6 separate regions of the Homo sapiens genome follow, and regions 2, 3, 4, 5 and 6 are each linked to region 1. Evidence: chromatin contacts called from ENCODE Hi-C or POLR2A ChIA-PET data. All regions are on one chromosome and are shown on one strand. Each heading gives the region's core, a stretch centred on a gene start or an enhancer-like site at or near the end of the contact. The rest is flanking DNA. Distances are from core to core; before and after follow the strand shown. Region 1 holds the start of MTPN (myotrophin). Region 2 holds the start of AGK-DT (AGK divergent transcript). Region 3 holds the start of SND1 (staphylococcal nuclease and tudor domain containing 1). Region 4 holds the start of MRPS33 (mitochondrial ribosomal protein S33). Region 5 overlaps LINC-PINT (long intergenic non-protein coding RNA, p53 induced transcript). Region 6 holds the start of RBM28 (RNA binding motif protein 28).

Region 1 (3,250 bases), core at 578-3,077:
CACTAAATACATTGTGTTATTTTGGTAGCTGTAAGTTCAGTTAGTACTTAATCAACTTTTTGTATTTCAAGTATATCAAACAACCTAGGTTCCACCATGACAGGAAAACAAAAGCCCACTTACTTCCAGAGTATTGCAGTGTCCCACCACTGGTAAGTGTACCAAATAATTTCTACCTTTTAGCTTTATATTGAAATAGCCAATAAGTCAAGTTTCAGTTGGCTACCAGCTGAGAAGGCAGTGACGAGAAGACAGCCTGTCCTAAAACTCCACTGCAAAAAACTAAGCAGGTAAGCAGCATCCAAAAAGTCTAAATTGTAATGGCATTAAATAAAGTAAAAACCTTCAGCAGTTTGCCTTGCACAATCCTGTAAGTTTTAAGAAACTGCTTCGCTTACTTGCTTCCTAACACAGCCTCTGAAGCAAAAACCCAGGTCAGGTCCTATTCTTTGAAGAGTTAAAATCTAGACTGGGTTCTCACACTTTTAGAAGGTGAGCAAGATGCCATCCGTGGTTGTCATAAAATTATACTTGTTTTGGAAGATTCATTTTAGATTATCACTAAATTAAAATCACATGTTAAGTTCTCTCATAATTACAAAGGCACAGTTTCAGGATGGAAAGACAGGCTAGCTTGGAATTTTAAGTTTCCCACTCTGCCACAATGTCGATTCAGTTTTATATTTGGGGCTGAGGTTTGAGTTTGTCTTTCTTCATCATGATTTTACCCCCCAAATACACTGCCACTAAACTGCATTGCTATTTACTACACATGTAAGCATTTCAGGTGAAATCAGGGAGAAGAATGGAATAACTGAAGTTAACATGCTTGTTTAAAAACTATTCAGATACCTTAAACATTCCCAGATGCCAGTTGACAACCTTACCACTTGAAGCAAATATGTATTTGTTGTGGTGGGGGAAAGGAAAAAGGCCACACCCAAAGTTAAGACACCACAGTGAAGTGATACTCAGTTTCAGAATTTTAACTATTTCTATTTTCGGTACTCTTTTCACGGTCAATGAATTCTTCAACTTCACACCAGGCCGAGAGTTAAAAAACATGTTCCTCTGATCCTAATTACTTAGGTTACTTCATTTAGTAATGGGTAAGTCCAAGATGGAGAATTACCTCATTCAAAGAAAGGTTTAAGTAACTTTGGTGTAGAAGAGGGCCAAACTCAAATGATCAGTGCGCAGAAGAAACTCTGGATGAGCCAGACACCACTCCTCCCCTCCCCCAAGAGGCCAGGAAGTCAGGTAGCGCCTAACTGTATTAACGCAGCAGTTACCTGACACAGAACGCTACCAAGTTACCTGGACCCTTCTTTCAGTTTAGCTCCTCCCTAGACGCCCCTCTCTCCTTGGTGCCGCCTCCACCCAGGAAGTCTCTCCTCCCGCCCACCCCCATCCCCGCAGTCCAGCTCCCATCAGCTTCCTCAGCCTCATCTCCAGCCCACCTCCGTGTTCTCGCCTACTCTTCTCATCCCCGCTTACCTTGGCCACATAGTCTTTCACCTCATCCAAGTCTCCGTTTTTCAGGGCCCACATGAACTCCTTGTCGCACATCACTGCAGCGGGGCAGGCCGGTTGGCCGGGCAGAAGATGAGGAGGCGGTGGCAGCAGCAAGCGGATGCCGCCGGGCGAGAGGGAGGCAGGGCCGCGCGAAGCCGGAGAGGAGAAGAAGAGAAGGAGGGTTAGGCTGCCAGGCGGGCGAGGCAGTTGGCCGCGGCGACCGTTCGGGCGGGAGAAAGAAAGTTCTTTTGCGGCCACCGGGCCCAGCAGAGAGGTTCCGCCTGGCCGAGGAGAGGCAGGAACCTTTACACTTCCGGTTCACTCCCCGCTAGGACCCTCCCCCAACTTCCTCTTCCTCTTCTCCTCCGCGGAACGCCTCTCTCTGGGTCCGCGGCGCGAACGCCACTAGTGCGCATGCGCAATGTACAGGCTGCCGGGAAGGCTAGAGTGGAGGGTAGGAGCCGGCGACAAGTGGGCGGGACTGGGAGGCAGAATGAAGGAGGCCCGGGGGAGGTCAAGACAGCGAATGGAGGAAGAGTGAGAGTACTTTCGATGGGATTAGGACGCTTCTGCACCACCATTAATGGGAAAAACTTTACTTTTTAAAAAACATAATCTTGGAGGGCATCTTGCTCAGCTTCTAAAAATGTATAGGAAGAGTGTTTAATTTGAATTCCTTCTTCCTTGCCTTTTCCCCTTCCCTCCCTCCTTTTCACCCCTCCCTCTCTCCGTCATCCAGTCTGACTGGGCTAAAAACGATGGAATAACGCTATTCCTGCCCTCCAGGAAATCTTCAACACTAAAACTACAATGTAAATTGAGTGTGTTAACACTATGTATAATGTTCCCTGGAGCAAAAAACTTAAGTGTGTGGCAGGAAAAAAAAAATTAACTCATCTTCCTGACCAGCAAATGACGTCCAGGCATTCAGTTTGATGCCGTAAAGTGGAGCAAACCAAACTGTCTAGTACAATTTGCGTTTTTTAAATTTACTGTTTGTTTTTAATGGTTTGAAACTTCAGGACTGTTCTGGTGAAGTCAGTTCTGTTCTTCCTAGGGTTTAGTTGTAATGCCATAGTGCATAGCTACCACTTGAATTGTTCCTCACAACCCTAATGATCCAGGCATGCGCACATGAACATAGATCCAATAAAAGCTCTTATTGGAGCTAGAAATATACGTATAATATATATACATATATAACTATTACTATATATAAAACTCATATATATAATCTATTATTTGTAACCCACTAAACACATTAACTAAGCTACTTTACCACCATTGCCGTACAGTGTAGGGGTTCCAAACAGACTCTGGAGCCAAATTGTTTAGTTTGCGATACAGGTCCCACTTCTTGCTAATTTTGTGTCTTCTTGGGCAAGTTACTGAACCCCCTTCTGCTTCAGTTTTCCACTTGTGTAAAATGGGGATGTCAATAGTGTTTGGAAATGTATTTTTTTTTTTTTTGCTATCATTTAGAGTAGAATAGCAAATGGGTTTCAAATCAGAAGAAATCCCTCCAAATATTAACATCTACCTAGATTGTCATTTGTTAATTTTACTCCCTGATAATTAGAAATACAAATCCACATACCCAATAGTGATACGATTTCTGGAAACAAATCTCAAGGGGGAATTTGTTAGGCAAGTCCTAGAATCTCCATCTCTTCTCCAACACACTCCCACCTGTGTGATTTCTGAGTTACATCATGCTGAGAGCTCTTGATTTATA
Region 2 (2,912 bases), core at 294-2,793, 5.6 Mb after region 1:
AGTTGGAAAAGAGGAACTGAAAATAATGGTCTTCCATACCCTATGACAACATTTTAGAGCTAGAAGGGTTTTTTTTTAATAGTAATGTTCTCAGTCCCCTAGTTTACAGATGGAGACTCAGGAGAGAGGGCTAGAAATTTCTTGCTACTAAACAGTGTGGCCCAATGGATTGGTGCACCCTGGCATAAGGAATATGTTTACTGCACCATAGCCTCATTGAAGGTCCCCGCCCCGGCCTTTTTTTTTTGAAGCATTCACCTAGGGAGACATAGGTAGGATGCATGTCTACACGTAGGAAATGTGCAGACTAGATAGCAAGCTCCATGGGGCAGGAACCATGAAGGGCCTTGTACCTGAGCATACCCCCAGTGCCTGATGCAGGGCCTAGTGCACACTCAAATGTTGGTTGACTGGCCGGGTGCGATGGCTCATGCCTATAATCGTAGCACTTTGGGAGGCCAAGGCGGGCAGATCGCTTGAGGTCAGGAGTTCGAGACCAGCCTGGCCAACGTGACAAAACCCCCGTCTTTACTAAAAATACAAAAAAATTTAGCTGGGCCTGGTGGCACACACCTGTAATCCCAGTTACTCGGGAGGCTGAGGCACAAGAATTGCTTGAACCCGGGAAGCAGAGGCTGCAGTGAGCTGAGATTGCACCACTGCACTAGCGCCTGAGCCACAGAGTGAGACCCTGTCTAAAAAAAAAAAAAAGTTGGCAGACTGAATGCTGGAAAGAAGAAGGACCTGGCTTTGTCCCCACACCAATCTGGTGGGCGAGTACAGAATGTAAACTGTCTGGAGGTTGGCATTGGCCTAGCTTCTCCGTTGCTCTCTTGTTCTCTAGAATCCAATCAAGCACCTGTGGCCAGAGAGCTGTGTGAAATGGAAACCAGTCCCACCAGCCCCTGATTGCACCCCCGCAATGTCTTCTCGCCCTGTTTAATGTCATGTCCAAACTCCTGGCCGCCGTGGCCTGTCTCCACCTCTCCAGCTTCCTCGCTTGGCCTGTCTCCTTAGCTCTCTCTGTCTCACCCACACTGGCCTGCAACTCGCCAGAGTGCCCCAGGCTTTTCAGCTTTTGCACGGGCCCTTCCCTCTCCAGGCTCTCTCCCCTGGATCTTTGCTTCAGCTGCTCCTTCTTGACATCCAGGTCTCAGACCAATGGCCCCTTACTCAGAAGGCCTAGCGCAGGCCGCCTAATTTCACACAGTTCTCCCCCTTCCCGCACTGCCTTCCATCACCTCGTTTCATTTTCTTCGTGGCACGGAGCACCATCTCCAATGGCCTTGTTCATTTAGTTAATTTATTTTCCGACTTAGTTCCAGGTGCTAAAACAGTGTTACCTTGGCAGGCTTCCCATCAAATATTGTTGCGCAAAGGATGGATGGATGAAAGGAAGAGTGAGCCAATAAACGAGGGAACGCCGGGAAAGGCAGCCTCAAGCCGGTGGGCCCTGCCACCCCCACCGTCCCTGAGCATCCGAGCCGGTTCCCGCCCCCGGCCCGAACTGGCCCGCGCGCGCTCGCAGCCCCGCGGCGGAACCCGAGGGCGGCGGCAGCGGTTTCCCTTGAACGAGCCGGGGAATCTGGAGGGAGCACACAGGAAAGGCAGAGCCGCGAGCTGGACCAGCCGTGGTGAGTGCAGCGGCGCCCAGGCGGGGAGCGCAGTGCGGGTCGCTGGGACTGAGCGCGCGAGCGGGGTGGGAGTCGGGATGGGGGCCCGGGGCGCTGGGCGGAGCCTCTGGAGTCGCGCTGGGCCGAGAGCCGCGGGGACCCAAGCATCAGGGGTCGTGGGTGCAGGCGGCGGCGCGGCTTGAGGGTAGGGGGTGCGGGCCTGGCCGGCGCGGCAGGGGAGGGCCTCGCGCGGATCCCGTGGTCACGGCGGGAGTCAGCTGTCCTGGGTTCGAGTCCCAGAGCTGTCGCTAACTTGTGGACCCCCCTCACTTCGTCCCTTGGGCTTCAGCATAGCCCTTTGCAAAATGGGGCCAATAGTATCAGATCCATTGATGGGTTGGTTGGTTCATTCATTCTGGCGCTTTACTAGGTTCTGGTGCTGCAGATGGATAGACGAACTTGCCCATGAGGGGTTCACTATCTAGTAAGAAAAACATTTCCACCTGGATACTCCACAGGCGTGTCAAATTCAGTATCTCCTAAACCGCACTACTTTTCTCCACAAACCTACCACTCAAATCTAAATGACTGAAATCACTATTCAACCAGTCACCCAAGCACAAAAACCTGGCTTGGTTCCTCCTCTCTCACTTACTACAGTCAATGGACCACCAACTGCTGCCAATTTCTACTTTCTAAAGCTTTCCAAATCCATCCTTTATCTTGGTTTGTTCTTTTAGGAGCCTACAGATTATGGCAATAACTTCCTAATGGTTCTCTTTAGCTTTAATTTTAGCTTCTTCCAGTTCATTTTTCATTCTGCTATAAAGTGGTCTTTTAACAGTTCAAATATGATTATATCACTCACCTGCTTAAAGCCCATTAAAGGTTTTTCATTGTCTTCAAAATAATAGCCAAAGTCCTTAGTGTGGGTTCAAGGTCTTTTCTAATCCCACCTGGTCTTCAATCCTTTATCTCTAAACCACTGTTTCTCAAAGTCTGGTATAGTGGTGACCTCCATTGCAACCAACATGGGAGTACTTGTTAACAAGTGAAGATGACAGCTTAATTCCAGAACAAATGAGACTCTTGCGGGAAGGGGCAGTTCCCAGGATTCTGTGTTTTTAACAAGTTCTGCACTAAAGGTTGAGAACCCCTGTTCTAGACACTCCAATTTTTACTCCGCTGTTGATGAGATTCAGGACACACTGCCGCAAAATATGACTCGTTGGCATTAGAGGAAACAACTGAAGCAGGAAAGTCACTTTGTGTCTTCCCACTTTTCTCCCCTGAAGCAGG
Region 3 (3,269 bases), core at 173-2,672, 8.3 Mb before region 1:
AGGTGACCTCAAAACTTAACCCTGGGATATGTTTAGTGTGGGAGAATAAACTTACAATCTTTTAAGAGAGCAAGGGGCCATGCACTGTGGTTAATGCATGTAATACCAGCACTTTAGGAGGCCGAGGTAGGAGTATAGCTTGAGCCCAGGAGACCAGCCTGGGCAACATAGTGAAATCTCAGCTCTACAAAAAAAAAATTAGCTGGGCGTGGTAGCGCGGACCCGTGGTACCAGCTCCAGCTACACCGGAGACTGAGGCAGGAGGATCGCTTGAGCCTGGGAGTGTCAAGGCTGCAGTGAGCCGTGATCGTGCCCCCGCACTCCAGCCTGAGCGACAGAGCGAGACTTTGTCTCAAAAAAGCCACAAAACCAAAGAAACAAAAAGAACTGCAAGGGAAGTACTGTCTTCAGTGTAGAGCCAAGTTTTACGATTAAATGACATAACACATGCAAGGTCCTTGGTTCCACATAGTGGGCACTCAACGAATATTAGTTCTCGCTAAACAGTCACTTAAATATTTGTAGGCCTTGGCTTTCCCGTTCCTTCCCCGACCTTTTTACTGGGGCTAGGGAAGGTATCCGGTGGCTGGAGGCGCTTCACACTGGGTCGGGTGAGAGCGTGAAGCGAGCCTTTTCCCTAACGTCACGGGAGCAGCTGGGAAGAGACCGAAGAACGAGGGTCACTCTCCCCTGTATACGTGGCATGTCCTTCCTCTGAGACATTTATTCCTCCCACCAACAAACATTAATGGAACGCCTCACAAGTGCTAGACCCCAGCGACACAAACAAGGGCGAGGCACACTCTCTGACTACAAAAAGGGCGCGCGGCCGCGTGGCAGGTCAAAGCCCACATCGGTAGGAGGTTCCACAAAGCTCTGATTTTCCAAGTTCTCTCCATACTTTTAGCCAAGGTAAAATGTCGGAAGTCGAGTGGAGCGGGTACGGAGATTCCTCCAGGACTCTGCCTGCGTGGCTCCACCCTCCCAGGCCGCATTCCCGGGTACAGCGGCGCCCACCTAGGTGGGTATACAAGTGTGCGCCCCTGAGGCCAGCGGGGAAGGACGTCATGGGCGAGGTCAGGCGGGAGGGCGCGGCTGGCTCCGCCCCTGGGGCTCCCATGGCCCCCCGCGCCCCGCGGCCAGATGCTGACGTGTCCTTTCCTTCCCACTACACCTCCCGACATTACCTACTCCGGCTGCCCCGGAAGTCCCGCCCCATATTTAGCCCATCCTTGCAAATCAACTCTTTCAGCGCTTCCTGGAACTCACCACCGTTTTGGGGACCAAGAGGCGGGGCTCCGCGAGCAGGGTGCCTATTGGCCTGAGGGCCGGCGGGCTCTGGGCGCTAATTGGGCGGAGGGCGGTGGCGCTCTGGCACGCTTGCGCGGCGAGTAGAACGTGTGGCGGCGGCGGAGATCGCGTCTCTTTCGCTCCGTGTCCCGCTGCTGCTCCTGTGAGCGCCCGGCGAGTCCGTCCCGTCCACCGTCCGCAGCTGGTAGCCAGCCTGCCCCTCGCCTCGACTCCCTTTCACCAACACCGACACCCACATTGACACCTCCAGTCCGGCCAGCCGCTCCACTCGTTGCCTTTGCATCTCCACACATGGCGTCCTCCGCGCAGAGCGGCGGCTCCTCCGGGGGACCCGCGGTCCCCACCGTGCAGCGGGGCATCATCAAGATGGTGAGAACGGGCCCCGGACACCGACCCCTCTGCCTGCCTTCGGGCGGGAGTCAGGCATTGACTCCACCTTCCGCCAGCCTGCTCCATGTCCCAGATCCCCTTTCCTCTGCCCCCTTCCTCACTTTTCGTCGATTCTCCGAATCCTCTCACTAGACGGAAGCAGACACGGAGTCCCCTTGTTCCTTGCCTCCCGGACACCTTGACATCAGGGGTCACAGTGATTTCCGAGGTTGCGGCATTCGGATCTCCTGTCTGTTTACCAGGACAGATCGATTACTGATTGATTAACAGAGACAATTCGTTGATATCTGTCCTCCCATCCCCCGTCTTTCTGTTCATTTTGACATATGCTGAGTAGTTAGTAGTTTTTCGAGATCCTGACATCGGCTCTTCTCTACTAGTACTTGGCCATCATGAAACTTTTCTGTTCCCACAAACGCTGTTACTTGACTCCCAAGTTTTCTCACTCTGTGGCCCTCTTTTCCTCTCTTTCCCTCCACCTCTTGTGTCGACCTGAAAGCTCCTGATCTTTGTGTACTTTTGACTTCTAAAAGGTTAGGCCGGCAAGAATCTTAGTAATCATCATTGTTCTCCCGTCCCTTAAAGATAAGGAGATAGGCTTGAAGAAGGCAAGTGACTTGCTTAAGGTCACATGGTGGTTTGGGTTGGAGCCATAGCAAGAGCCCAAGTGTTCGGATTCCTGGTCTAGTGCTCATAGCACTATAGATTCTGCCTGATTTTATATACCCTCAACTTTTTGAAAATTCTTCAATTTTGAATTTGAACCTGCAAAGTTTATTTTTACAATTTACTCCTAGCTCCATGATAATTTGATAATATAAATTCAGTTTATCACTTGCCCCCAGTTGTCCTCCCCAAAACCCTTCCAAATCTTGGAACCTGACATTTCTTGGTTTTACCAATTTTCTGGTTTATGATGACTGTAAACTTCTAGATGTCGTTTCATACTGCAGTTCTGACATTTGTATCTGCAACAGCAAATATCTTTTGTGATACTTTCTCCCAAGGCTCCACAAGTTTTGCTGTTGTAGAAAGTTTTGAAAAATTCTATTTTAGGCCTGGTGCGGTGGCTCATGGTGGTAATCCCAGCACTTAGGAGGCCGAGGTGGGAGGATTGCTTGAGGCCAGGAGTTGGAGATCAGCCTGGGCAACATAGCAAGACCCAGTTTAAAAAAAATTCTATTTTATTACCCTGTTATCTTTCACAAGATTAAAATGTTCTGCAGCTTATGTGTGTGTAAAGCTGATTTTAAGATCCCCTCGCCCAATTCCCATGTGCTCATTTCTTAAGGTAATAGTCTGCCACCAGCCAAGATTCTTGGGATTTTCAGTACTGCCTTTTCCTTTTGTTTATGTGTAATGGAGGGTCAGAACTGATCTGAAACTGAATGAGAAGAGAATTTCCAAGATCCGCATATATTTTTCCTCTGAAATACTGACCTGACCCATGAAAGGATTATCCTAAAGTGGCTCTTCTTTCGTTAGCTTTTTCATTTGCACTGATCTTCTCTTCACCATAGGAACAAAAACATCTCTTGGCTCTCCGGTGTTGGGTTTGGCAGTAAGAA
Region 4 (3,293 bases), core at 61-2,560, 5.0 Mb after region 1:
GTGTTACCTTTCTTTAAATGTGAACTAAAGAAAACTGTACTCTCATGAAAAAAGTTAACTGGAGCTGAAAATGCTAAGCAAAAACAAATTACTCAAATGTGCTGAGCAAAACAAATTAAGCCCACATGAGAAGAAAATTCCCATATTTTTACTTTGGCATAACAGGGCAAACTTCTTTGATCTTTTTGATAGGTCTGATGCATTTAAAAGATTATTTCAATAAGTGGCTTTGTATTAGGTTTGCCTTTTCTCTTTGAAAGGTAAAGATGAAGTGCAAGAGTTCTTAACCGGGATGTGCTTCAGCGTTTTGAAAACAGTGGAAGTGTACATCTGTATGCCGATATGTGTATGTATGTGTGTGTGTAAATTGTTCTGGGAGAGAGCTTTCTCCAGTTTCCCAAAAACCATTGGTTAGCAGAACGCACCAGCTGCAGAATAAAAAAGCTGGTTGGAATCTCGCCTCTGCCTTTTAATGGCCACGTCGTTTTTGTAATGGTGCTTATTCTCTGCCAGGTTCTCTCATCGACTACACGAGGACAGTCATACTATCTGCGATGTGAAGCTAATATGCAAAATTCACGGCACAGTGCCCACCCTAATAACCATCAGGATCCAAGGAATTCACATACAGTGTACACACGTTGTCATAGAAACAATCTAAACATAAAAACAATCTCAACAGAATGCTTAAAAACAAAAAAACCCGGTACCGATTATTTTACGGAGTCATAGAGGCATCAACGGCACTGAAAATGTATTAGCTGCATTCAGTTCATCAAGAACAATCTTCAACTCCCTCCACCTGACTCGATCATGCCTGACTGTGATGGAAACTGTAGTATTGTCAAGTCAACCGATGTTTGACTCGGGAGCGCATTTCGCAAATATTTTTCTTAAATATCACCTTACCGTATTTTTCTTAAGGTGGTTACAAAATTAATCTGCAGCCCACCACCCAAAGCTACAGTGCCGAAGGCCGTGTGATGAGCAGAGAAACTGAGCCTTCTACTGTTAACCAATATGGAAGAGAGTAATTGCGCCTGAGAGGAAATTACGGCAGCGGAAACGCGGGTATTCTACGTTTAAGAAATCCCCCAACTGAGGCAGAAAAAGGCCAAGTTATTTGTGTGATGCACGTGAACCGCCCGAGCTGGTCACTAATGAAGTGGATTCGCCCTATTCCTGGCGACTCTACAAGGTTGGAGACCCCCGTAGACTTCGCAGCCATCGCCCCTTGCTGCAGACCCCCAAAGTCACCGACAGCCTTACCTAGACCTGACCTTCCTCACCCACGCGCCCTCGTCCCGGAAGGCCCGCCCTCTACCCGGCTCCAAGCTCGCGCAGGCAACTATTACGGGGAGCAGTAGAGAAACGGAAGCTTGGCAGCTAGAGCGGAGCCCTAGTGAACGACCCGGAGTTACTGGCTCCCCCTCCTGAGGCCTCCGAGGTGTACCTGGCGCCTGCGCAGTAAGGCTAGCGCCGCCGCCTGTGCGGAGGACCCGGGGAGGTGGTGGGCTGGGGAGAGTTAGAAAGGTCTGGCTCTCCTGGAAGGGCATGCACGGTTCGGTAGTATGTTTTGGTGGGAATGGCTACAGACCTGCCTCCAAAAGCTCTGAAGCAATGGCGATGCGTGTGCCGTGTGGTCTTTCTGACCGACTTGCGGCGCCATCCCCCTCCCCTTCCATCTATCTGCTCATCTTCTAATAGTTAATTAGGATCCCTAGCTGCAAGCCTTCCTTGCTACTGGGTTAGGAGCGCTTTCCCCCATTGACCCAGGAGCTTCTTCAGGGAGTAGGGGATGGAACGTTTGTCTCCTCAGTAGTTATCTTAGACCTCGCTGGGCAGATAGTAGAAAGCATTGTGAGTATTTCACCCCATACTAAATCTGTTTTCAAGCAAGCCACATCCCATAGGCATTGTATGCAGCACTTACTCAATGTTTGATAGTTTGGGTGAGGAAACTGTACTCGTTTTCTGAGTATCGTTCAAGGCATTTTATAAATATTTCAAAATGTACCCTGGAATTAATATCGGTAGTGAGTTGCCTACCTAGTGGGTATTGTATTTACACCCTCTTTCCTCCTACAGAATTTACTTTTAAGTTAGAATTTGACGTCTAATCAATCTATGCTATAGGATTTGCTTTTATCAAGTTAAGTTTTGACATGTTATCAGCCTTATATGATATAGTAAACAGCCTTATAAAGTTGGGTCTAGTGACTACATTTAAGTTTACAAAGGGGTAATGAGTATCCTATACATGGCTACAGTCCAGAAAAGAAGTCCTAAGGAGCGAAACTCCTGGGAGAAATTTCGTCTTGTCTTTTGTACTTGTTTCTGTGGAGTTGGCTTGTTTTTATGTAATGGCCACTGAATCATATAAACAAGAAGACTTCCTTTACGTGTAAGCTGCTGGTTTAAAGCCAAATTTTAATTGGCTCGAGGCAAGAGCTATATATATGTGTGTGTATATATATATATACACACACATATATATATTTTTTGCATAAACCTTGTTGGCTTCGTTTTGTATATCCTTCCTGTTTTTTCCTTTTCACGTATGAATTATTGGTGTTATCAATGTTTTGTGAATTACTATAAGCTACCATAAATCTTTCTTGAAACATAGCTAGGTATATAGAGTTTCAGGTGACTGTTTAGGTACTTTGCACTATCACTTTTATTAAGTCAATTTCATGGGGGTTCATATTAGTTTCCTGAGGCTGCTATAATAAAATACCACAAACTTGGTGTTGTAGAGCAACTGAAATTTATTATCTTACAGTTCTAGAGGCCATAAATTCAAAATCAGCATCACTGGGCCAAAATCAAGATGTTGACAGGGCTGTGTTCCCTCCAGAGACTCTAGGGGAGAATCAGTTCTTTGACTCTTCCAGCTTCTGGTGGCTGCTGGCATTCATTGGCTTGTGGCCACATCACTTTAGACTTCAAGGCCAACATCTTCACATCTCTGCTCCCTTTTCACATTGCCTTCACTATGTGTGTCAGACTTCCCATTGCCTCCCTTTTAGGAATGTGTAATTGCATTTAAGGCCCATGGAGCTAATCCAAAATACTCTCTCAATCTGAAGATCCTTAATTTAGTCACATCTTCAAAGGCCTTTTCCCCGTATCTGGTAACATTTGCAGGTCCCAGGGATTAGACTCTGTTATCTTTGGGGAACAGTTTTAGCCTACCACAGGATTAGAAGGAGTAAGCCATTGAAATTGGCCAATCAGAGACTGTTACTTATCAATAGGAAAGTTGGAATATTAGGGATGGAAAAATGAAA
Region 5 (3,343 bases), core at 610-3,109, 5.0 Mb before region 1:
CATGTCCACTGTTCAAGAAAACCTGAGTCTGTTTTTAACTCCTCTGCAAGTTTACAGTTTACTTCTCTCAATACCTGCTCATCTTTTCTACAGAAGGGGAGTAACCAAAAGTCACAGGTTTTTTTTGTTTTCGTTTTGTTTTTTTGAGACAGAGTATCACTCTGTCACCCAGGCTGGAGTGCAGTGGTACAATCTCGGCTCACTGAAACCTCTGTCTCCCAGGTTCATGCAATTCTCCTGCCTCAGCCTCCTGAGTAGCTGGGATTACAGGAGTGTGCCATCACACACGGCTGATTTTTATATTTTTAGTAGAGACAAGGTTTTACTATGTTGGCCAGGCTGGTCTTGAACTCCTGACTTCAGGTGATCCGCCCACCATGGCCTCCCAAAATGCTGGGATTACAGGCATGAGCCACTGTGCCTGGCCATGTTTTGTTTTGAGACAGAGTCTTGCTCTATCGCCTAGGCTGTAGTGCAATGGCACGATCTCAGCTCACTACAACCTCTGCCTCCCGGGTTCAGGTGATTCTCCCGCCTCAGCCTCCCGAGCAGCTGGGATTACAGGTACCTGCCACCATGCCCAGCTAATTTTTGTATTTTTAGTAGAAACGGGGTTTCACCATGTTGGCCAGGCTGGTCTTGAACTCCTGACCTCAGTGATCCACCTGCCTCGGCCTCCCAAAGTTCTCGGATTACAGGCATGAGCCACTGCACCTGGCCCGGTCATGTTTTTAGAGTGACATATGAAGACTCCTAGAAAATATTAATACAGAAGAACTAGCTTACTATGAAGATTTCAAAATACTAATACAAATTAATGAGGTACACGTGAAATCTTCCCTGGGGAACTTCATGAAGAAGATAAGCATCCCTCCTATCTGGGTAATTTGCATACCCTCCTTCCTTAAACGCTGAGGCACGGATTGGTTCATTGGTTCAAAACCCTATCCATTATTCTCATAGCTCTCTTTATATGACAAAAAAATTCTGTCATGTCCCATTTACTACTCTAAAATCAAATTTGTTGATAATATTAACTACTGTACATGCAGCTTTAAAACATGAATATCCTAAATGTACATAAAAGATAATCTAAAAGAAGCAATTTATAATAAAAAATACTTCACATTTCATTATATAAATAATTTTCAGGTACAATTAACTATGTAATCAAATAGATGCTTGTAACTTACTTATAAAGAAGAAGCTTGTATTTAAGAGAAGTCAGATTAGAAGCTTTCCATATTAAAAGTGCAGGAAAATGAAAGAAGTAGTATAGGTGGACCAGAGAATGAAAATGAATCTATTCTGTGTATATTAAAAGTATGCAAAAATTATTTTGCATTTTTATGAAAAAATAAAGTCTAGGTTCAGAAAATTATAAACTGATCTTTCCCTACACGAATGTCCAACAGGATAACTGAAAGTCATGTGTACTACAGGGCAATTCTTTATCTCTTTTCTACTGTGGGACATTAAGTTCTCTCGCTCTCACTCATGAAATATCCTTCATTAGGCTGGGCGAGGTGGCTCATGCCTGTAATCCCAGCACTTTGGGAGGCCGAGGCCGGCGGATCACCTGAGGTCAGGAGTTTGAGACCAGCCTGACCAACATGGGGAAGCCCCGTCTCTACCAAAAATACAAAAATTAGCTGGGTGTGGTGGCTTGGGCCTGTAATCCCAGCTACTCACGTGGCTGCAGCAGGAGAGTTGCTTGAACCCAGGATACGGAGGTTGCAGTCAGTTGAGATCACACCACTGCATTCCAGTCTGGGCAACAGAGTGAGACTCCATCTCAAAAAAAAACCAGAAAAATCCTTCATTGTACCACCAGAATACCCTCATAAATTTCCACTCTGTCACCTAGGGGGCGGTACTGCTTCCATGAGAACTCCTGACCAGATCATCTATGGGAGTTTCCTTTTAGTCTTCATCGTCCGTCGCACTGAGAATCAAATCCTGATGGACAAATCAGCAACATAGCTAGGAAGCACAGTAACTTAATATAAAAAAAGACTATGAAGAAATTAATTTAGTTTAGGCTTATGCCATTAACTGTAGCCATATTCAACATAATTTCCTCTTTTTGAGTTCAGGATGATTGGTTACTCCACATAGAACATGGAGTGGAAAGCTGTATCTTTGTGACTTTTATTTAGATAGCACAAAATGAGCCTGATTTTTAAAATGTGAACATTCAAACCTGGCTAACTAATGATAAAAAAGGGAGTTTTTCATAGAACTCTACAACTCTCATTTCCTCAAAACAAGAATTAATGCATTCTTTCACATGCGGTCATTACAGGAAGGGGGGGTAGCCATTTACTGTAAATGCCTTTCTGATGCAATTCTACTACCTCTTTCAAAGACAGAATTCATCCAAGAAGCCTTAGTCACTTCTTCAAGAAAAATGCCACCGCGCTGAATGTACACAGACTAAACCACATGCCTAAGGAAAAAAGATGAGCTGATTCCACCATTAGAACACAGTTCGGGAGAAAAGTGGCAGAGAGAGAGAGCTCATAGCTTGTCAGAGCAGATCAAGTAGTATGTCTGAAAATCCGCCCTTTAATGTAACAGTCACTGTTTCATAAATCAAATGCAAACATAGATTTCCCCTCTGCCTAACTTTTAAAGTATACTTCCTAAAAATATAAGACCCCACTTCTAAGCCAGTAGCAACTGTGGTGATTTAATTTTTAAAGTTTCATGCACGGAAAGAAAAATGGAATCTTATCTTTTAAAATTTGAAAATGAAACTATGTTTTGAAGAGGGTAGATTTCACAGGAAAAGGGTAAGACAGTGGATAATACGATAAAGCAGTTTGGATGGAAAAACTTCAGACAAATAGTTCTGAACTCTTCTCAAAGAGAGGATCAATTTTTCTAAAACCTCAAAACCACCCAAAGGGAAAAAAAGGAATAATTTCTCCAGTTTATCCTTACCCGGATGAGCATGAATTCTTCTAACAGCCAGATGCACACACTTGTTTTTATGGAGGAGTTACTGCTGAGCCAAAGCCCAGGAGTCACTCAAGACTGGAGGCTGCGTGCTGCTGGAGCCCGAAATCCCCTTGATGAATGAAACTGCACATCGTAATATACACATTCAGAGCGGGCTATTGGCTAAATGAAGGCAATGCGTGTGGAAGTCTGATTTGCCACCTTCAGGGCAGGCGTCTTATATCCTAATTCAGAAAGATGACAGGCTTTTTTTTTTTTACTCCCTAGACAGTCAAAACTAGAAAGGGTTCGTTTTTCTGTAGCCTTCTCCCCAACCCTACGGAAACCACAGAGAGAACAAACCACAGTGAGACTTGACTCCTTAACTAGGCAATGCCAA
Region 6 (3,325 bases), core at 440-2,939, 7.6 Mb before region 1:
GTAATAATCTGCAGTTTAATAAACATTACTGTACAGGACTTTCGGTCCCTATTTTAAGTACATAAGCTTTTGTCCTATTCTCCAACAGTCTATTGGCAACACACCAGCCAGAGAGAGAATCTTTCAAAACGAATGCCAGATCACACTTACTGCTCTCTGCTTAAAATCAGTGGCTTCCTATCTCTGAGTAAAAGCCAAAGTCCTTGCAATGGTCTATAACATCCTACATGAGGCGGGCGGATCACCTGAGGTCTCGAGTTCCAGACAACCCTGGCCAACATAGCGAAACCCCGTCTCTACTAAAAATACAAAAATTAGCCAGGTGTAGTGACACTCGCCTGTAATCCCAGCTACTTGGGAGGCTGAGGCAGGAGAATGGGTTGAACCAGGAGGCAGAGGTTGCAGTGAGCGGAGATCGTGGCACTGCACTCCCGCCTGGGCGACAGAGCAAGACGCAGTCTTTAAAAAAAAAAAAAAATCTTACATGATCTGCTACTCTAGATCTCATCTCCTAATTCTCTTCCCTTTACTCACTTCAATCCAGTCACCCTGTCCTCCTTACTACTCCTCCAATATACCAAAAACACCTCTGTTTCAGTACCTTTGAGCTTGCTGTTTTCTCTTCCTGAATTGTTCTTCCTCCGGAGAGGCATGTGTTCACTCTCTCACCTCAGTCCGTCCTTCTCTGGCCACCCTATCTATATTGCCACTCTTCACCCCCTCTCCCCACTATACACATGCACATAGACTTCCTAACCCCTTTCCCTGGCTTATTTTTCTCCTTAGCATTTGACATCATTTTCACGGTTGGCTTGTTTATTGGCTCGTTTATTGGCTCTCTTCCCCACCTTGAAGACATAAAATCAAAGATTTTTTTGGTTTGGTGTTGTGCACTGCTGCATCCCCAGGACCTACAACACTTCCTGGCACACAGTAGGTATTAAGTATTTGCTGAATAAATGAATGAACAAGTGGATAGCATCCTGGCTAAGATGTCCAGGTCTGAGGATCAAATCGGGGGTCCACTACTTAACAGCCGTACAAACTTAAAGTTACTAAATTCCCCTAAATCCCGGATTCCTGTCTGTAAAATGACATTAAGACTCTCCATCCGGTAAGATTGCTGAGAAAATTAAATGAGATAACCTGTATCAAACTGATCACTGTACCTGCCAATCAGGTGACTCTCAATAAGTCTTACTGATGCTCTAGTTAACTATTTTCATTTTTAGCGCGCATAATCAACAGAAAGCGCTATAGAAACGTAAGGGAATGCTTTGCCCTTCATAAACTGACTCCTATGAACGCATCTAAAGCAGAATCAGTTTGGAAAAGAAACTCAGTTCCCTGTCCCTTCTCTTCGGGGAGGGTAAAGAATGATACGGCTCCCTGAAGTTTGGGAAGGTGCCCTCGATCGCAGGAAACCCCAGCCCTATCCTCGACCGCCCCGCCCCTACCTTTTTCAGTCACCACGAAGCACTGCTTCACCGGCCCCACCTGACTGAACAGTTCCTCCAGCTGCTCACTGCGGGCCGAGGGCGGGAGGCGGCCCACAAATAAGGTCAGGCCGGCCATGAGACCGGGAAACCCAAAGCGCGTGAGGACGCGAGCAAACTAGGCCGGCGCACGCGAGCCGAAACGCTGGCTTTGGTAGGACAACCAAGCTCACACGCCGAGAGATTCCGGAAGTGCTCGTTGCCCAAAAGAGACCGGAGGAAAACATGGTCGGGAGGGGGATAAAAGGTTCCGGAATGAAAAAATAATGGCGCCCCGGGGCGTAGCTTCTGGAGCGGGGCTCCGCCCCCTGCCCTAGCATCGCCCTCGCCACTTTTGTGTAAACTTGGCATCAATAATTTCTACCCTAGTGTTACAGCTTTTTTAGAATTTGCCTAGCAGGCTTTCTGGTTTTTGCCGGAAGGCCTCCAAAAAGTAATTTTTTTTCTTAATATACAAAATAAAAATAAATAATTTCTACCCTGTTTAAAAATCTCACCTCCAGATCCTCCCCAAAGTTAGCAGGACAGGCAGAAGAAGTCGTTTTTGCCCCGGGCGTAACTCAGGATCTGATATACTGTGGGTGTTTGATATTTTCTGAAGTGCCTCCACAAATTCCCAGATTACGTGCATAAAACACAACCGGAACACTAACACGTAGACATAGATATATCATATACATCATTCGGACGATTCTCATTTTCGGAGAACACCAGCTGTCTGTCACCTCAGCCTCACAAACAAATTGTAGCTACTAAAATACACATAGACACAGATAGTACACAATTATTATTTCAATAAATATATACTGAGCTCTAACTATGAGCCAAGCATTAGGGATAAAACTGGTGAGCAAAGAAATGACAGGGTCCCTGCCCTCATAGAGATTACAGTCTAATGGTGGAAACAGATTTTTTTTTTTGACAGGGCCTCACTTTATCAACCAGGCCGGAGTGCACTGGCACGATCTCGGCTTACTGCAGCCTCGACCTCCCAGGTTCAAGCAGTCCTCCTGCCTCAGCCTCCTGAGTAGCTGGAACTACAGGTGCACCACCACACCCGGCTAATTTTTGTATTTTTTGCAGAGACAGGGTTTCACCATGTTGCCCAGGCTGGTCTCAAACTCCTGAGCTCAATTAGCCCCCCTTAGCCTCCTAAAGTGCTAGGATTATAGGTGTGAACCACCACACCTGGCTGGGAAGACTATTAGTCCAAAAATTCTTACAAATAAATCACAGCACACACACTGCAGGACCACATCAAACACACTCAAAGCAAACATAACATCCAACTTATACACAGAGACCTAGAACCCATGTCCTCCTAGAAACAGAAGATCTTTGTCTCAAGTCAGCTCATCAGACAGACCCAAAGCTGAGAGCTCTTAATTGGCTAGGAAATCTGGGTGCTCCTGGTTCTGGAACACAGAGAGTGTTTGCCATGCCACTGGGCTCAGGACCTGAATAGGTGCAAGAGAGCTACACCTTGCAGAACAACTAGCTCAAAAAAAAGTACCCAAGGCCATTTTTTAAATAATTTTTTTTTTAGCAGACTCTTGCTCTGTCACCCAACTTGGGGTGCAGTGGCACCATCATGGCTCACTGCAGCCTTGATCTCCTGGGCTCAAGCAATACTGCCACCTCAGCCTCCTGAGAAGCTAGGACCACAAGTGTGTACCACCATGCCTGGCCAATTTATTTATTTTTTTGTACAGACAGTTCTCCCTGTGTTGCCCAGGCTAGTCTTGAACTCCTGGGATAAACCAATCCTCCCACTACGGCCTCCCAAAGTGTTGGGATTATAGGCGTGAGCCACTGAGCCCAGCCAAATC

The links. Hi-C counts contacts between places; a loop is a spot of excess contacts on that map. ChIA-PET counts read pairs that join two places held with the same protein, here RNA polymerase II (POLR2A). Pooled maps may share reads with other maps.
Region 2: a loop to region 1 is called in a map of CD8-positive, alpha-beta T cell, with 13 times the contacts of the local background. The contact joins the promoter of AGK-DT here to the promoter of MTPN in region 1. A Hi-C loop is called at or near these places in 1 of 168 maps with a recorded cell type or tissue (CD8-positive, alpha-beta T cell) and 6 of 50 pooled maps. POLR2A ChIA-PET finds 5 or more read pairs at or near these places in 1 of 52 experiments (activated CD8-positive, alpha-beta memory T cell).
Region 3: a loop to region 1 is called in a map of CD4-positive, alpha-beta T cell, with 7 times the contacts of the local background. The contact joins the promoter of SND1 here to the promoter of MTPN in region 1. A Hi-C loop is called at or near these places in 2 of 168 maps with a recorded cell type or tissue (CD4-positive, alpha-beta T cell and naive thymus-derived CD4-positive, alpha-beta T cell) and 6 of 50 pooled maps.
Region 4: a map of CD4-positive, alpha-beta T cell shows a loop between it and region 1 (7-fold over the local background). The contact joins the promoter of MRPS33 here to the promoter of MTPN in region 1. A Hi-C loop is called at or near these places in 2 of 168 maps with a recorded cell type or tissue (CD4-positive, alpha-beta T cell and CD8-positive, alpha-beta T cell) and 6 of 50 pooled maps. POLR2A ChIA-PET finds 5 or more read pairs at or near these places in 1 of 52 experiments (activated CD4-positive, alpha-beta T cell).
Region 5: a loop to region 1 is called in a map of CD8-positive, alpha-beta T cell, with 23 times the contacts of the local background. The contact joins the enhancer-like site here to the promoter of MTPN in region 1. A Hi-C loop is called at or near these places in 1 of 168 maps with a recorded cell type or tissue (CD8-positive, alpha-beta T cell), 1 of 37 single-sample maps with no recorded cell type and 5 of 50 pooled maps.
Region 6: a loop to region 1 is called in a map of naive thymus-derived CD4-positive, alpha-beta T cell, with 23 times the contacts of the local background. The contact joins the promoter of RBM28 here to the promoter of MTPN in region 1. A Hi-C loop is called at or near these places in 1 of 168 maps with a recorded cell type or tissue (naive thymus-derived CD4-positive, alpha-beta T cell), 1 of 37 single-sample maps with no recorded cell type and 5 of 50 pooled maps.

What each region holds. Positions count from the first base shown.
Region 1 is chr7:135,975,532-135,978,781 of GRCh38, forward strand. It overlaps MTPN (myotrophin), which reads right to left and starts at 1,828. Exons shown (of 4, transcript NM_145808.4): 1 at 1,498-1,828. The coding sequence starts at 1,569.
Region 2 is chr7:141,549,801-141,552,712 of GRCh38, forward strand. It overlaps AGK-DT (AGK divergent transcript), which reads right to left and starts at 1,544. Exons shown (of 6, transcript NR_183408.1): 1 at 1,344-1,544. AGK (acylglycerol kinase) reads left to right here and starts at 1,610. Exons shown (of 16, transcript NM_018238.4): 1 at 1,610-1,634. RefSeq lists silencers at 1,405-1,494, 1,675-1,854.
Region 3 is chr7:127,650,772-127,654,040 of GRCh38, forward strand. SND1 (staphylococcal nuclease and tudor domain containing 1) reads left to right here and starts at 1,423. Exons shown (of 24, transcript NM_014390.4): 1 at 1,423-1,680. The coding sequence starts at 1,603. It overlaps SND1-DT (SND1 divergent transcript), which reads right to left and starts at 1,061. Exons shown (of 2, transcript NR_186577.1): 1 at 902-1,061. RefSeq lists a silencer at 972-1,221 and enhancers at 1,019-1,637, 1,462-1,641.
Region 4 is chr7:141,013,642-141,016,934 of GRCh38, forward strand. It overlaps MRPS33 (mitochondrial ribosomal protein S33), which reads right to left and starts at 1,311. Exons shown (of 3, transcript NM_053035.3): 1 at 1,270-1,311. RefSeq lists enhancers at 962-1,607, 1,070-1,119, 1,640-1,839 and a silencer at 1,184-1,492.
Region 5 is chr7:130,958,177-130,961,519 of GRCh38, forward strand. The region is part of intron 5 of LINC-PINT (long intergenic non-protein coding RNA, p53 induced transcript); the gene reads right to left. Among named protein-coding and RNA genes, the nearest start is that of LINC00513, 46 kb to the left of the region's middle. RefSeq lists enhancers at 1-2, 1,821-3,020, 2,347-2,436, 2,990-3,079. Within about 2 kb of position 1,860, at least 16 of the 41 ENCODE cell types and tissues checked have a DNase peak (open chromatin) inside an H3K27ac peak, as active enhancers do; they include CD8-positive, alpha-beta T cell, where a contact is called at or near this core.
Region 6 is chr7:128,342,219-128,345,543 of GRCh38, forward strand. RBM28 (RNA binding motif protein 28) reads right to left here and starts at 1,690. Exons shown (of 19, transcript NM_018077.3): 1 at 1,458-1,690. The coding sequence starts at 1,575. It also overlaps the pseudogene RNU7-27P. RefSeq lists an enhancer at 1,631-1,830.